Regions from separate parts of the Homo sapiens genome. Here all the other regions are linked to region 1. A link is a contact called in ENCODE Hi-C or POLR2A ChIA-PET data. All regions are on one chromosome and are shown on one strand. The core of a region is the stretch at or near the end of the contact, and the rest is flanking DNA. Distances in the headings are between cores, read along the strand shown.

Region 1 (4,878 bases), core at 803-3,302:
TTTTTAGGGCCTCTTAGGATCCACCCTGTCCCCTCCATACCACTTCTTTCCTCATGTAACCCCCTGCCTGTCTTTTCCAACAGGCCAGAATAGCACACCAAAAAGGGCTGCTTGTGACTGTGAGAATCGGGTCCCTCACACATCCAGCCAGCCGTCCCACTTTCTCTGAGCGCCTATACTGTGCCCAGCATGTGCCAGCCCTGGTGGCAAAGCAAGGACGAAAAGACAGACTCCAGGCCCTCAAGGAGCTTAGAGTCTTCATTTGAAAAAGTAGGCAGGTCAAATGTATACTATTTTGCTCATTAAAAACAAAAGAATGCCACTCATCTTCCCTAATATTATTATTATTAGTTCCCCCCACCGTCCCGAGATGGAGTCTCTCTATCCCCCAGGCTGGAGTGCAGTGGTGCGACCTCGGCTCACTGCAACCTCCGCCTCCCGGATTCAAACGATTCTCATGCCTCAGCCTTCTGAGTAGCTGGGATTACAGGCATGCACCACCATGCCCGACTAATTTTTCTATTTTTAGTAGAAACGGGGTTTCACCATGTTGGCCAGGCTGATTGTGGACTCCTGACCTCAGGTGATCCACCTGCCTTGGCCTCCCAAAGTGCTGGAATTACAAGGGTAAGCCACTGCACCCAGACCCCAATATTATTTTTTAACTTTTTAAAGGTGTACGTGGTTTGCCCTTGGCAGAAAAAAAAGCCCCCTCATCCATTAATCCAGAGAAGAGCTTGTTTACCAGGCACTGGGGACAGGAACAGGATAGCCAGATGAGAGAAGGCCGGGCTTGACTTTAGAAAGATACAATCCCACTGGAAAGAGGGGGTGGGAGAGATGTTTCTGTAAGGACAGGTTCAGGTTAAAGTCCTGACCTGCCACAGACTGGAGAGGAGGGCCTTGATCTCATCTGCAACATGGGATCACTCTCACTCTGCACCCGAGGCTACTGTGCAGAGCAGAGGAGATGGAATGAGGCGGAGTGGGGGTGCGGGGCTCAGCTGCTGCCACACACAGGGCTGCTTCCCTCAGCTGGGCGCCCCAGCCTGTCTCAACTTGTGGCAATGTCACGGCTCTGATGCTTTTGCCCCCAGCATTTCACATCTGGCCTCAACTCTAACTGCCCATCTGCTCCCTCCACCCTGTGCACCCTTTGGGCCTTTGCTTGAGCGGCTCACTCTGCCAGTAACTTCCCTGGCCAATATCTACCTACTGAAGCTGTACTCATCCTTCAAGGCCAGGCCTCAGCAGCTGTAACTCCTCCAAGAAGCCCTCCCTGATTCCCCCAGTTGGGGATGCCTTCTGCCTTCCCTGCCTCTTTTGGTGACCAGGACTTGTGGAGAACGTAGGAGGGAAGGAGGTGAGAAGGCAGAATGAATGGCTGGTGAGTAAGTGGTAGGCATGTGACCAGTGTGCCAGTTTTCCTGGAGGTGCAATTTGCCCTTCTATGGTTTTGCCAAGAGCAGGGGAACTAACGGCCCACAGTGACTGCCTTCTCAAGGTTGTGCAGCTCACCTGAATGTAGCAACAGAAAGGGAACAGGAGGGGCAGGGGCAGAGAAGCCTCCCGTCCCACGTAAATAATTACAAACAGAGCACATGACCCCTGGCGGTTTCTGAACGCGCCTGGCAACAGCTCCACCACCTGCTGTTTGGAAAGTCAGATTCACAGAAGCTACAATTACAGACTGTCAGCTGGGTCTTTTCATGGCTGGGGACCGGAGGCCAAAACTTACAGCCCCTAACTCCTAGCTCAGTGCTCTTTCCACTTCATCTCCCCTGCCACCTGCCAGACAATTTACACAAACAGCCCATGTGATGGGTGCCAGTGCAGAGATCTGGGGGGCCTTCTACGCTTGTATATCTCTACCTAGGGAACCATCTGTCTCGTGCTGTTTTTCTCCAGGCTCTGTCAAGGGTCTCATGACTCCACAGCTGGGAGAAGGGAGGGTGGGGGCAAAGAGAAAGAAAAAGAGGGTGGCAGAGAGGAAGGAAGGGGGAGGGATGGGAGAAAGGAAGGAGAAAAAGCTTCTTGGGGGTTGGCTGCTCTTTTGAAAGTGCACTCACACTTCCTCCCATTTCCTGTGGGCGGCCAGAGGCCTGAACACAGCTGCTCTGCTGCCTGGGGCCTGACAAAGGGAGTCCAGACCGCACCCAGCTCATCCACTGCCCCATCTTTTAGCTCTGCCTAACCCCTCAGCCCCATTCTGCTGAGTCCTTGAGGCCACCTCCACCAAAAGCTACTGCGCATGGCTTTATTTATCACAGATTTTCAAGTTCACAAGCAAAACACAGGGAGGAGTTGAAAAAGTACTTCACGGCTGGGAACAAGCCAGGGCTGTCCCTCATCAGGAAGAAGTCTTAAAAAGTGATTTCCTATTTTCAATTCCATGAGGTAATATAAGTAAAAAGAACCCCAGCATGGGCTGGCGCCAGCCTCATGCCGACCTACCTGCTGGGCTGGCCTGGGCCTCCTGTGAACAGAACTGGGGCAAAACATCTAACTCCGTCCACCCTTAGTTATTCTCTAGAGGCCATGAAATCTGAATTCCCATTTCCCAGAAAACCACTGCCAGGCCAGCACAAACGCCCCCTGCACTTGGTAGTTATGTTCCTCGCTGTTAATTAAGGAGCTGGCAGGCGGGTGCACACAGCACTCCCCTGCCACTCTGCCCAGTGCCCAGATAGCACAGAGGACCACTCGACAGAAGGAATGTTCTCAGCCCAGGCTGGCACCAACGCAGGTGCTCCTGAGGCCCAGCCAACAACAACTTCACCCAGGGCTCGTGAACTGGGGCAGGAAGCACCTGGCCAGTGACCCCCGTCCAAAGGACTGAGTTCACATCCAAGCTCCTCCACCCCAAGACCCACCATCCCAAATGCCACCTGCACAGAGGGCTGGCTCGAGGCCAGGCCCCATAAGGTGAGAGGGCAGAGGGCTGAGGGCAGAAAAGTCGTACTGTGTTGCCCACGCCTGCCCCCGTGACTCAGCGACGAATGGGCATGGCTCAGTATGTGTTTGTGGGATGGCTGAGTGCAGGGAGCTTTCTGCTTCTGCTCTGTCATTGCTTCTCTATCTGAGCAGCTCCCAGAAGACCAAGAACTGGTCTAGATTAGAGGCAGTGGTCAGTGGCCTGTGGCCAGATCCTGCAACAGATGAGAACCATCTGGGCCTTACTGGGCTTTTAAAAACACATGAATTAGTTGCTGATGTTTAAAAGTCAGGAGACCTCAATTATATAAAAGCAAAGGCAAGTAAACAAGTGACCCAAGAAAGAAAAAAACGTAGGGGGTGGGAAGCTTGTTTTCTTTCTTTTTAAATCAAAAGATGTGGCCCCCCGGGCCTCCATTCCTGCATAGTAACAGGTGCCCCTTGAGACAGGTTCCACACTCTTCAGTCTGCCGGGGGCCTCCAAGCCTGCTTCACTGGCCTGTCACCTGCTGGGCTATGCAGCCTTTTTGTGTTCACACTTCACCGTCTAGGGTTAGCTGGTGAGTCAAAAATGCTTCGTGGGCTCTTCCAGTCTTGCCCCAGTCCCCAAAAAGCCCATCCTCCTGCTCCCCGGAACTCAGCATTGTGGCCTCTGCTTTTCAAATATCTAACAGTAACTTGAACTTGAGACAAAAGTTCCTTTTCCCTACTGGACAGGAACTCGGGACAGGAACTCGAATTTCTCTGGAGGCAATCCTGGTTATAGAATGGAGATCTAACAGCAGCGTGCCACCCGCACATTGTTCATTATTCACAGAATCTAAATGCATCAGGAACCACATTATACTGCCTGCAGTAACACCCTAGCAAACATTAACAGCATGTGCTGCTCCGACACCACAGAAGCACCGCTTTGATGGTGCTCCCTTCTCTTTACCACACCCACATTTCCATGTCTTAATGCCTGCAAGCCCCAGAAGACAACAATCCTGACGTCAACCCAAGAGAAGAAATGGGCTCAGGGAGTGACGTGTGGCTAAGAAAGTCATACCCACAAGCCAGACTGTGGTCAGGTTTCCAGATCAGGCTGCAAGGCCCTCTGCTTCCTAAACACTTCCCTTGAAGGGCTCATTTGGGCAAAGGCACTCAATCTCTAGGAGCCTTGTGGCTAGGTGCTTCCTGCCCCAGTTCAAGCGCATTCTCTGGGTCAAGGTCAATGACAATCACAGCCTGAGCCCTGACCTTGTTTCCATGAAGCGCAGGATGTCCTCGGGTCTCAGGCACTTCTCCTGCTGGTAATATGCATGTGGCAGGAACTGAAACCGCAGCTGGTACACCTGGAATTTGTTCTGTTTTTCTTCCATACAGAAGGACTCCTGGACGTCAATTTTCTGCAACACCTGGAACCAGACGGACAGAGAGAACTTGACTTGTTCAGGTCCTAGGTGACTGCGCAATGTGAGTGGGTTACGAGACCCAAGGGTTTACAGAGATAGCAGCTGAGACCACAGGCCAAACCCCAAAGAAACCCTGGTGAGCTATACTGGTGTGGATCTGCTGGGGGGCCCACAGCCTGCAGTCACCTCCAGAGAGTGGCCTGAACCTCCTAGGAGTGGCCTCAGCAGAGCGGGTAGGCAAACTCAGGAAATGGTTTATTTTTCAGGCACAGGAGGATGCTGTGGAACTAATGACTCTCTTAAAAGCTTCCTGATCCATCTCTGCTCAGCACCTGGCAGAGACAGCTTATCTCTCATTGGTGGGAATCTGAGCCTAGGGTCAGAGCAGTAAGCAAAGCCTGTTCTTCACACATGGGGAGGATATAGGAACATGCCTTCACCCCGTCTGCAACCTGGGAAGGAGAGACGTTACCTCCCCCAAGCACACCCTGGTGAGTTGCTTCTTCAGGCTTTTCACTCTCTTCAGGGCTTTCTTGGTGTTGAGCAC
Region 2 (4,878 bases), core at 1,535-4,034, 100 kb before region 1:
GAGAATCACTTGAACTGGGGAGGTGGAAGTTGCAGTGAGCCAAAATTGTGCCACTGCATTCCAGCCTGGGCAAAAGAGCGAGACTGCCTCAAAAACAAACAAACAAACAAACAAACAAACAAAAACTGTGTCTGTTCTGAACATATTCAGACTTCTTTTCTTGTAATTTCCTAAACAATACAGTATAACAACAATTTACATAGAATTTACATTGTACTAGCCATTATAAGTAATTTAGAGATGAATTAAAGTACACTGGAGGATGTGCATAGGTTATATGCAAATACTTTGCTACTCTATATCAGGGACTTGAAGATCCAGGAATATTGGTATCCATGAGAGGTCCTGGATCCAAGCCCCCATGAATACCAAAGGACAGGTTCAAGGATGTTTGTATATGCATGTGAATGCAGTGTTTTTCAGAGGAGAAAATAAACACACTTAAATGGCAAATAAGCTTTCTCAGGTGGATTATAATATTATAGAATACTATAAACTATTAAAATAATGAGGTAGCTCTATACTAGCATTTAAAGATAACCTTTAAATACACACAAATGTTTTGTTGTGTGGAGAAAAAACCAGGTGATAGGATAGCAATTCATGTAGGATCTGATTTACATAAAAATTTTCACATTCAACTCTGTGGACATTAGACACAGACTGGGAGGAGTTACCAAAATGTTAAAGGCAGGCTAAGATTTCAAGTAATTGCTACTTTTGCTTTTGTATTTTCTGTATTGCTTGAATTTGCATATTTATTTTCATAATCAGAAAACTCAATAAAGCCAGCTTCCCCCTACCTTTGTCTTTTTTAAAAAATAACCCTTTCATTTTAGAATAGTTTTGTATTTACAGAAAACTTGAAAAGATGGTGCAAAATTCCTATATACTCCACTCCCAGCTTTCCCTATTATCAACAACTTATATTAACATGATACATTTGTCACAATTAATGAACAAATATTGATGCATTATTAACTAAGGTACATGCTTCATTCAGTTTTATCGTTGTTTTTGAGACAGGGTCTTGCTGTCGCTCAAATGCAGTTGTGTGATCACAGGTAACTGCAGCCTCAACTTCCTGGGCTCAAACGATCCTCCCACCTTAGCCTACCGTGTAGCTGGGACTACGGGCATGCATCACCACATCCTGCTAATTTTTGTATTTTTTGTATAGACAGGGTTTCACCATGTTGTCCAGGCTGGTCTTGAACTCCTGGGCTCAAGAGATTCACCCACCTTAGCCTTCCAAATGCTGAGATCACAGGCGTGAGCCACTGCCCCCAGCCTCAGATTTCCTTTAGTTGTTACCTAATGTCCCTTTTCTGTACTAAGATTCCATCCAGAATATCAGATTACATTTAGTTGTCATGTTTCTTTAGGCTTTCCTTGTCTTTTTCTTGTTTTTGATGATGCTGACAGTTAAATTTTTTTTTAAATTTTTATTCTCTTTTTTCTTTTTTTTTTTTTTTTGAGACAGTGTCTCACTCTGTCACCCAGGCTAGAGAGCAATGGAGTGATTTCAGCTTACTGCAACCTCTGCCTCTGGGTTTAAGCGATTCTCATACCTCAGCCTCCCAAGTAGCTGGGATTACAGGTGCATGCCACCACACCTGGCTAATTTTTGTATTTTTTGTAGAGACGGGGTTTCACCATGTTGGCCAGGCTGGTCTCGAACTCCTGGGCTCAAGTGATCCACCTGCCTCGGCCTCCCAAAATGCTGAGATTACAGGCATGAGCCACCGCTCCCAGCCAACAGTTTTGAGGAGTACTTTTCAGGTAGATTGTGGATTACCCCTCCATTGGGATTTGTCTGATGTTTTTCTCATGATTAGACTGTGGTTACGGGTTATTCGGAGAAAGACTACAGAGGTAAAGGGCCATTCTCGTCACATCATATCAAGAGTGCATACTATTAGCATTACTTATCACTTGATGTTAACCTTGATCACCTGGCTGAAGTAGTGTTTGTGAAGTTTCTCCACTGTAGTTATTCTTGTTTTCCTCTTTCACACACATGTATGCTTTGAAGGAAGTCACTATGCAGAGCCCACATGGAGGAGGCGAGAGTTATCCTCTACCTTCTTGAGGATGAACTATCTACATAAGTTATTTAGACTTTTCTACTGGGAGATCTGTCACTTCTCCATTTTAAAATTCAATCATTTATTTTTATTAGTATAACTCATAAATATTTATCTCACACTTTGGGTTATAGTCCCATATTACTTTATTTTGTTGCTCAAATTGTTCCAGCTTTGGCCTTTAGGAGCTCTTTCAATTGGCTCCTGTGCTCCTTTGACCTCTTCCCATCAATGTGAGTTGGTGTGTGTGTGTGTGTGTGTGTGTGTGTGTGTATAAAACACTTCCTTACTTTCTGGCACTACATGATGCTCCAGGCTCATCTCATCTTGTACATTTCCTGCCTGTCCTAAAATCAATCTTTCCTTTATGAGAAAAAATAGCGAACATCTGCCTCTGACTAGTCACATAGTTGGCCCTTGCTGTAAAGAGGGAGGATCACTTGAGTCCAGGAGTTCCAAACCAGCCTGGGTTACATGGTGAAACCACTGCTCTGCACAAAAACTTATATATAAAAAACAAAATTAGCCAGGCTTGGTGGCATGCGCCTGTAGTCCCAGCTACCCAGGAGGCTGAGGTGAAAGGATCACTTGATCTCAGAGTTCAAGGCTGCAGTGAGCCATGATCACACCACTGCACTTCAGCCTGTGCCACAGAGTAAGACCGTCAAAAAAAAAAAAAAAAAAAGCCACGTTTGCTCCTTCTGCTCGTTCAGAAACCTCTGACTCAGTGACTGAGCACAGCCCTCTAGAAGAATGCTTTGACCATGATAAGCAGGATAGAGAATAGGTTCCCACATCTCTTGCCTGATTACCACATTTTTAGAAAAGATAAGTTCAATGATTCTAGCCCTTGCCTTTTCCTGTACATAAGACAATGACAGGATGAAGAATTATGCTTCTGTAATCTATAACCAGATGTACTCTTACACCCAAACTTTGATGAGATTTTGCCCGAATGTAACTTCTAAATGATTATTACTTAACAATGACCGGCAATTCTGTTTCAATTAAATGTTTTTAACCTTTTGACATCTTTGGCAGGTTTCCCCAGGATCAAAACCCTAAATTAATTGGTTTTTTTTTTTTTTGGCTTCACATAACTTTGAGATTTTCCAGTTGGGGTTGCTGAAAAACCTAAAAAAAAAAAAAAAAGCATCTGTCATCTTGCACAGATGTTAAATGATTAGACTTATTTGGTAAATTATAAGGAAAGCATTATCAAATCATAAATGATACTAGGTCTTCCAGTTATATTTATGGGTATGTTATTGATATAAATGTTCTATAATTATATAAATTCAAAAATATTCTAATATGTTATCTGTCAAATAATTTTGATTGTAATGTTAAATGTTTTCCAAAGTTACATTTCCAAAGTATGGATGTTATTAATGTGAGCATTCTAAAGAGTAAATAAAATTTATAAAAGTCTGATGGTCCTGATGGGCCACTGTCTGTCATCATTCTGGTTGTTATCTTAAAATACTATATGTAATAGAAAGAACTACATTTTCTTCAATTGAGAACTTTCATCAGATTTTAACCATGGCTATTATAAGTTTTTGTCATCCACAGTTATTGTTTTGAATTATTCTCTAAGTACTCTTTTTTTTTTTTTTTTTTTTTTTTTTGAGACAGAGTCTGGCTTTGTCACCCAGGCTGGAGTGCAGTGGTGAGATCTCAGCTCACTGCAACCTCCACCTCCCCGGTTCAAACAAGTCTTATGTGTCGGCCTCCCAAGTAGCTAGGATTACAGGCGTGCACCACCATGCCTGCCTAATTTTTTTGTATTTTTAGTACAGACAGGATTTCACCAGGCTGGTCTCGAACTCCTGACCTCAAGTGATCTGCCCACTTTGGCCTCTTAAAGTTCTGGGATTACAGATGTGAGCCACTGTGACTGGCCTTAACAAGTACTCTTGAACACAGATGTCTAGTAACTTTAAGATCAATGGACTAAACAAAAAATTCCAGAACTCTAATGAGAGCATTTACGAAGATTGCCAAACAACAATCAGAACAAGAATTACATGGGACTGAACTGATGGAGAACTAAAACGATTTTCATGGGGCTGAACTGATGGAAGGTTACAGTGATTTTTATGACTTCTGTTTGAAACATTGCTGATTCTATTTATATTTTGTTTTCCAAAGTGAAGAATGCTTCTTTTCTTTTGAGCTATTTTTATCTTACAACAATTGGATAAAGTTTACTTTTGTGAACAAAATTAAAACATTTACCTTTCTCTCTACCTAAATTCTTCAAAATTGGACAACTATTCTTCAATGGCTAAAGCCACAGTACTGGTCGCCCACTGACAAGAGATGAATCATTATTCAGGAGAATGGCATGCAGCCTTGTGTTGTGACCTACCCCATGCTGCTAGCAATCTGGCCTGCCTGCAATAAGAAGATTCTTTTCCCCTGCCAAGAGAGGTAACTTCCTGGGAATGAGCCTGATAACATCTGACAAGATTAATGATTGTGCCTCTGTAATCTACCCACCCAAACTTTGATGAGATTTTGCTGTAATGTGACTTCTGAACACAAGCAGAGAACCTCCATCACCCGTATATAAGCTGTGGGCTGAAATACTGCTTTGGAGCAGTCTAACAGAAACGCTCTGAAGGACCCCTCTGGGGTTGGATTCCTCTGTAAGACTCTGAATAATACTAACTTTAAGTGTCTAAAGGCTTTTTTTGTTTGTTTGTTTGTTTTTGTTTTTGTTTTTTTCTTTAGTGGCCATTTCCAAGGAGCCCTGGTTTCTTTTATTGGAGGATGGCATTATTAG
Region 3 (4,878 bases), core at 612-3,111, 81 kb before region 1:
AATGGCTGTGTTTGCTATAGAGCACTGCCATCCTTTTGCTAGAGTCTCTGCCTCATGTCTAGGGAGATCTCACAGTTGGGGGTGGGGGGTGACATGAAGCCATTTGAGGGTGGCTATGCTCTGATACCGGAGCTGGTTGGGCCCCCAGGCATGTGAGGAGGAGCCAGGGAAGGGAAAGAAAGCACCTTCTGCCTGCTTCCTTGCTTCCTCGTTCTCTTCCTGCCCTTTCACAGCCCCGTGGACACCACTTCTGAGTGGCCTCCCTCCTGTTCACAGGCACCTCTGAGATTTCCTGGCTGACACATCGCATCTCCCTCTGGCCACAGCCAAGCAACACCAGATGTCTGCAGTAGCAGTAACACTTTGGATTCCTGATGGAAAACTCCAAGACGAGCCTCTGTGAAATACCTGCTTCATTTTGGCTTCATTTTCATGCCTCATTATCTGACCCATTTACTTCTTACCTCAGGGCACAGACCACGGCTGTGACACTCCGTAAAATCCTGTGGGATGGGGAAGAGTGAAAATGACACACCGGTGGGGCAAGGTGGCTCATGCCTGTAATCCTAGCACTTTGGGAGGCCGAGGCGAGTGGATTACCTGAGATCAGGAGTTCGAGACCAGCCTGGCCAACATGGTGAAACCCTGTCTCTACTAAAAATACAAAAATTAGCCAGGCGTGGTAGTGGGTACCTGCAGTCCCAGCTACTCTGGAGGCTGAGACAGGAGAATCGCTTGAACCCGGGGGGCAGAGGTTGCAGTGAGCTGAGATGGCACCACTACACTCCAGCCTGGGTGAAAGAGTGAAACTCTGTCTCGGGGGGGAAAAAAAAAGACACAGACCTCTCAGGGCATGGCTGCTTAGGAGGCTATGAGGCTCTTGCAAGATTTTCCCCATTTTTCATGGCTGCCCTCAGAGAATAGAATTGCCACAATTTTAAGGATAAAGAAACAGGCTTGGAGAGGCCAGAGGCTTGCCCAATACCACACACACAGGGGTGCCTTTGTGTTTCTGGGTCAATGCTGTTTTTCACACAGACTGGACCTCATGGGGGTCAGGAGCAGTGGGACCACCTCGTGCTCTCTCCGCGCTCATACCTTCTCATGGTGTCAATCTCCCCTTCCCTCCCAGACAGAGCAATGCATGCTTGCCACCTTGATGGTGCAAGCATCACTAGATCTGAATTTGAGGTGAGGAAATTCAAGGCAACCACAGTACACGTTGTCCCCCGTCGGACCCAGGGAAAGGCACTTGAGACAGGAGCAGGCCTGTGGTGCTCTTGGCACAAGGCAAAATGGAGGAACAGGGTGGTGGTGGCAGGGTGCCCTAACCTGGTCTTGGGGGGTTTAAGAAGTTCCTGTTTTGAAGTGTTTCAATAGCCAGTGAGAGTGAGCCATGGAGAATAAAAATGTACAAGTAAACAGTCGTTCCACTTATACACAGTTAAGGACTTGTGGGAGGGGGGCAAGTTCCAGTTTTTCAACATAGTTTCTGATTGAAAGTGCCATTGTAACCCTCATTATGGCCACCAGCTTAAATTTGAGGGCTCCCGTTGCCCTGGAATAAACCCCTAGTTTTCAGACTTCCTGGAGCCACCATCCTTCATCTCTTCTGTTTACTTTTTTCTCTTCTGTTTAAATTGGAGGGCCATTTATGCCCTCCCCTTCTCCTTGCTGAAGTTGTGTACACAATGACTGGCACAGAGGTGTTTCTACCTGCACAGGCTCATGACATTCTCACAGTCAGCCCATAGATCGGTTTCTTCTCTCAATCTCAGAGATAAGGAAACTGAGGTCTTAAGTGGTTAAGTCATTTGTCCCAGGTCGCCTGGCAGCAAGTTGTACCCACAGTGCTAGCCAATGTCTCGCTGACATGTGTGGGCACCACATGGGCCCATCCATGGTCAGGGACTTTTCCTGGCTCTGCCCATAGCATCCTCATTCGTCTTGTTTGCTTATATGTTTCTTACAACTACCTCACAGCCTCAACCATGTCTTTAAAATTATTCAATTATTCATAGAGCTGGATTTACAAGTCTAGGTCTCCTTCGTCAGGGGTGGCCTTCTCCGCTCCTCCTCCTCCTCTCTGGAGGTGGTTTCATCACAGACTGTAAAGGTTCTGTAAAAAATAATCTAGTCCGTCTGCCTGAAGCAGTTCTCCCCCTGCACCAGTGACTCCTGCTATGGTATACTGGGGTAGTTACAGGATTTTTTTTTTCTTTTTTTTTTTCGAGACAGAGTCTTGCTCTGTCACCCAGGCTAAAGTACAGTGGCACGATCTTGGCTCACTGCAACCTCCACCTTCCAGGTTTAAGCCATTCTCCTGTCTCAGCCTCCTGAATAGCTGGGATTATAGGCACATGCCACCACACCCAGCTAATTTTTGTATTTTTAGTAGAGACGGGGTTTTACCATGTTGGTCAGGCTGGTCTCAAAATTCCTGACCTCAAGTTCTCCACCCTCCTCAGCCTCCCAAAGTGCTGGGTTTACAGGCGTGAGCCACCGTGCCCGGCCCTAGTTACAGATTTTATTTGGCTTTCCCATTCTCAGTCCTCTAGTAACAATGTTCCTCCTTTTTTTTTCCTTTAGGGAATTGTCTTTTCTCTAATCCTAATCCATATGGCTCAGCTGTCAATCACAGTCCTCCTCTATCCCCTGACAACAGAGGAGAGATGTGTGACTGAGGCCTGGCCGAGCAAAAGACTCGATCCCTCTGGCCATTGTGATTGGTTCAGGGACAACTTCGTGGTCAAATGATTACAATTTTACCCTCTCCAAGCGGTGACACAATGAATAGGCTACAGTGGTACCAATGTCAGTTTTCATTTGCCCAGTTATTCCCACAAGATAAATATCTGGACTGTAATTGCCGAGTTATACATATATACATTTTAAAGGCTGGTACATTTTGTGAGATTGCCCCACAGATAGGTTGGTGCAAATTTACACCATTCCAGCAATACGTGGGAGTCTGCTTTGCACACCCTAGCAACACCTGGTGTTGTCAGTCTTTAACATTTGCCAGTTTGATAAGTGGAGACAGCTGTTGAAACCTGTTCTCGATTCTGGGCCTCCCTTGGGTCATGTTCCCACATGCCTGTCCCTAATGTTGCCTCCTCGGACCTTATTTCTAAATCTCTTGCCTGCTTCTTTATCCAACTTTATTGGTCTGCTTATAACCTGGTGTCACTGTACTAGACTAGAAAGTGGGTCTTTATCATATATATATGCCTTTTCTCTTGAAACTCCTTGCAGGTGCTAAGAACGGTTTTGGAATCTAATAATTATTTGTCAGATGAATGAATGGAAACTCCTCTGTGATTCACCCATTTCCTATTCACTGAGTGGTGCCATGTGGTTGGGTCAATGCGAACCTGGGGAGATGAATGCCCAAGAACACCAGATTTCAAGAATCCCAATATTGTAATGGTTATATTGGATGCTTAACATGATAATGGAGCATGACTATCCCATTCCAGGAAATGACACTCCCCACAGGAAGTCCTTGGTTAACCAGTCTTTAGTGATGGTCTGCCATGTCTCTAGTGTGGAGTCAAAGGACCCAGTCCCTGGTCTCAAGCGACTGAACATCAGTGTGAGAGGCAAAACTAACGAAAGAAGGATTTTGAGTTTAAGTGGCATCTGAATCAGGTGGCATTTATGAAATGCAATCCTTTGGGAAAAATAGAACATATAGTGGACTGGAAACGCTTGAGAATATTTTCTAAAAGAGGCGATTGTTAAGGGGATTTTTGTGAGGGTTAGTCAGGTGTTCTGGGCTCTGCCAGTTACATTTTGGGAGTCTGATATCATAGCTGGTGCGGTATGAAGCAATGTTATAAGCCTCTAATTTCCCTTAAATTGAGTTTTTAATCTTTTAGGTTGTTGGGTTTGGATACCAATGGTCCAAAAGGAAGGTCCTGATTCCTAGTATTTTGGGGAGGAATGTCACAACTTGCTACAAGCTCACCAGGAGGCGAAACAAATATTTTTGAGTTAGGGGGAAGGGCTACAGTTGTGGGAATTGCTCTCAGGCTTCCCCAGGGTAGTAAAATTCCCAAGCTATTTCAAACCAATGTTTTTTTCTTCTTTTTAGTGGTGTCAGGACCCCAAGAGGTCACAGTTGCTATTTAATAGAATAGAGCATTCTGGCCCTCTTAACAGGGAATTGTACTCAGACTTCGAAAGGTGGATAGAAATTAGATAAAGGAAGGGAAAAGGAAGTTCATTCCAGGCAGGGTGAATGAAGAAGAGCATTTCCATGAGACTTAATAGTTTATAAGGTCCCTTGACAAACATAATCTTTTTTATAATTCCAAGTAACCCTGAAGTTATGATTTATTATAATTATTAGCATTTCTGTTTTCATATGGAAAAACTGAGGCTCAGAGAGGTTAAACAATTTGTTCAAGCTCTCTCAACTATTTTTCTTTTTTTTTTTGAGACAGGGTCTCACTCTGTTGCCTAGCCTGGAGTGCAGTGAAATGATCATAACTCACTGCGGCCTTGACTTCCTGGGCTCAAGTGATCCTCCCACCTCAGCCTCCCAAGTGGCTGGGACTACAGGCACTCATCACCATGCCTAGCTAATTTTTTAATTTTTTAAATAATTTTTTGTAGAGGCAGGTCTTGCTGTGTTGCCCAGGCTGGTCTTGAACTGCAGGCCTCAAGCAATCCTCCTGCTTTGGCCTCCCAAAGTACTGGGATTACAAGCGTGAGCCACCATGGCTATCCTCTCTCAACTGTTAAGAGGCAGGGCCGGCAGGGTGCGGTGGCTCACACCTGTAATCCCAGCACTTTGGGAGGCTGAGGCAGGCAGATCATGAGGTCAGGAGCTCGAGACCAGCCTGGCGAACATGGTGAAACCCCATCTCTACT

The links. A loop is a pair of places that touch in the nucleus more often than their neighbours do. ChIA-PET counts read pairs that join two places held with the same protein, here RNA polymerase II (POLR2A). Pooled maps may share reads with other maps.
Region 2: a loop to region 1 is called in a map of endothelial cell of umbilical vein, with 7 times the contacts of the local background. The contact joins two enhancer-like sites. A Hi-C loop is called at or near these places in 5 of 168 maps with a recorded cell type or tissue (IMR-90, dorsolateral prefrontal cortex, endothelial cell of umbilical vein and 1 more), 3 of 37 single-sample maps with no recorded cell type and 15 of 50 pooled maps. POLR2A ChIA-PET finds 5 or more read pairs at or near these places in 5 of 52 experiments (T-cell, activated B cell, activated naive CD4-positive, alpha-beta T cell and 2 more).
Region 3: a loop to region 1 is called in a map of gastrocnemius medialis, with 2.3 times the contacts of the local background. The contact joins two enhancer-like sites. A Hi-C loop is called at or near these places in 1 of 168 maps with a recorded cell type or tissue (gastrocnemius medialis) and 6 of 50 pooled maps. POLR2A ChIA-PET finds 5 or more read pairs at or near these places in 2 of 52 experiments (PC-9 and WTC11).

What each region holds. Positions count from the first base shown.
Region 1 is chr2:86,034,524-86,039,401 of GRCh38, forward strand. It overlaps POLR1A (RNA polymerase I subunit A), which reads right to left. Exons shown (of 34, transcript NM_015425.6): 26 at 4,804-4,878; 27 at 4,177-4,334. Among named protein-coding and RNA genes, the nearest start is that of POLR1A, 69 kb to the right of the region's middle. RefSeq lists enhancers at 1,396-1,455, 4,804-4,878 and a silencer at 2,126-2,175. Within about 2 kb of position 2,053, at least 36 of the 41 ENCODE cell types and tissues checked have a DNase peak (open chromatin) inside an H3K27ac peak, as active enhancers do; they include gastrocnemius medialis, where a contact is called at or near this core.
Region 2 is chr2:85,931,452-85,936,329 of GRCh38, forward strand. LOC124906031 (a long non-coding RNA gene) reads right to left here. Exons shown (of 2, transcript XR_007087120.1): 2 at 3,177-3,221. Among named protein-coding and RNA genes, the nearest start is that of ST3GAL5-AS1, 45 kb to the left of the region's middle. Within about 2 kb of position 2,785, at least 3 of the 41 ENCODE cell types and tissues checked have a DNase peak (open chromatin) inside an H3K27ac peak, as active enhancers do.
Region 3 is chr2:85,953,408-85,958,285 of GRCh38, forward strand. No RefSeq gene overlaps it. Among named protein-coding and RNA genes, the nearest start is that of ST3GAL5-AS1, 67 kb to the left of the region's middle. Within about 2 kb of position 1,862, at least 10 of the 41 ENCODE cell types and tissues checked have a DNase peak (open chromatin) inside an H3K27ac peak, as active enhancers do; they include gastrocnemius medialis, where a contact is called at or near this core.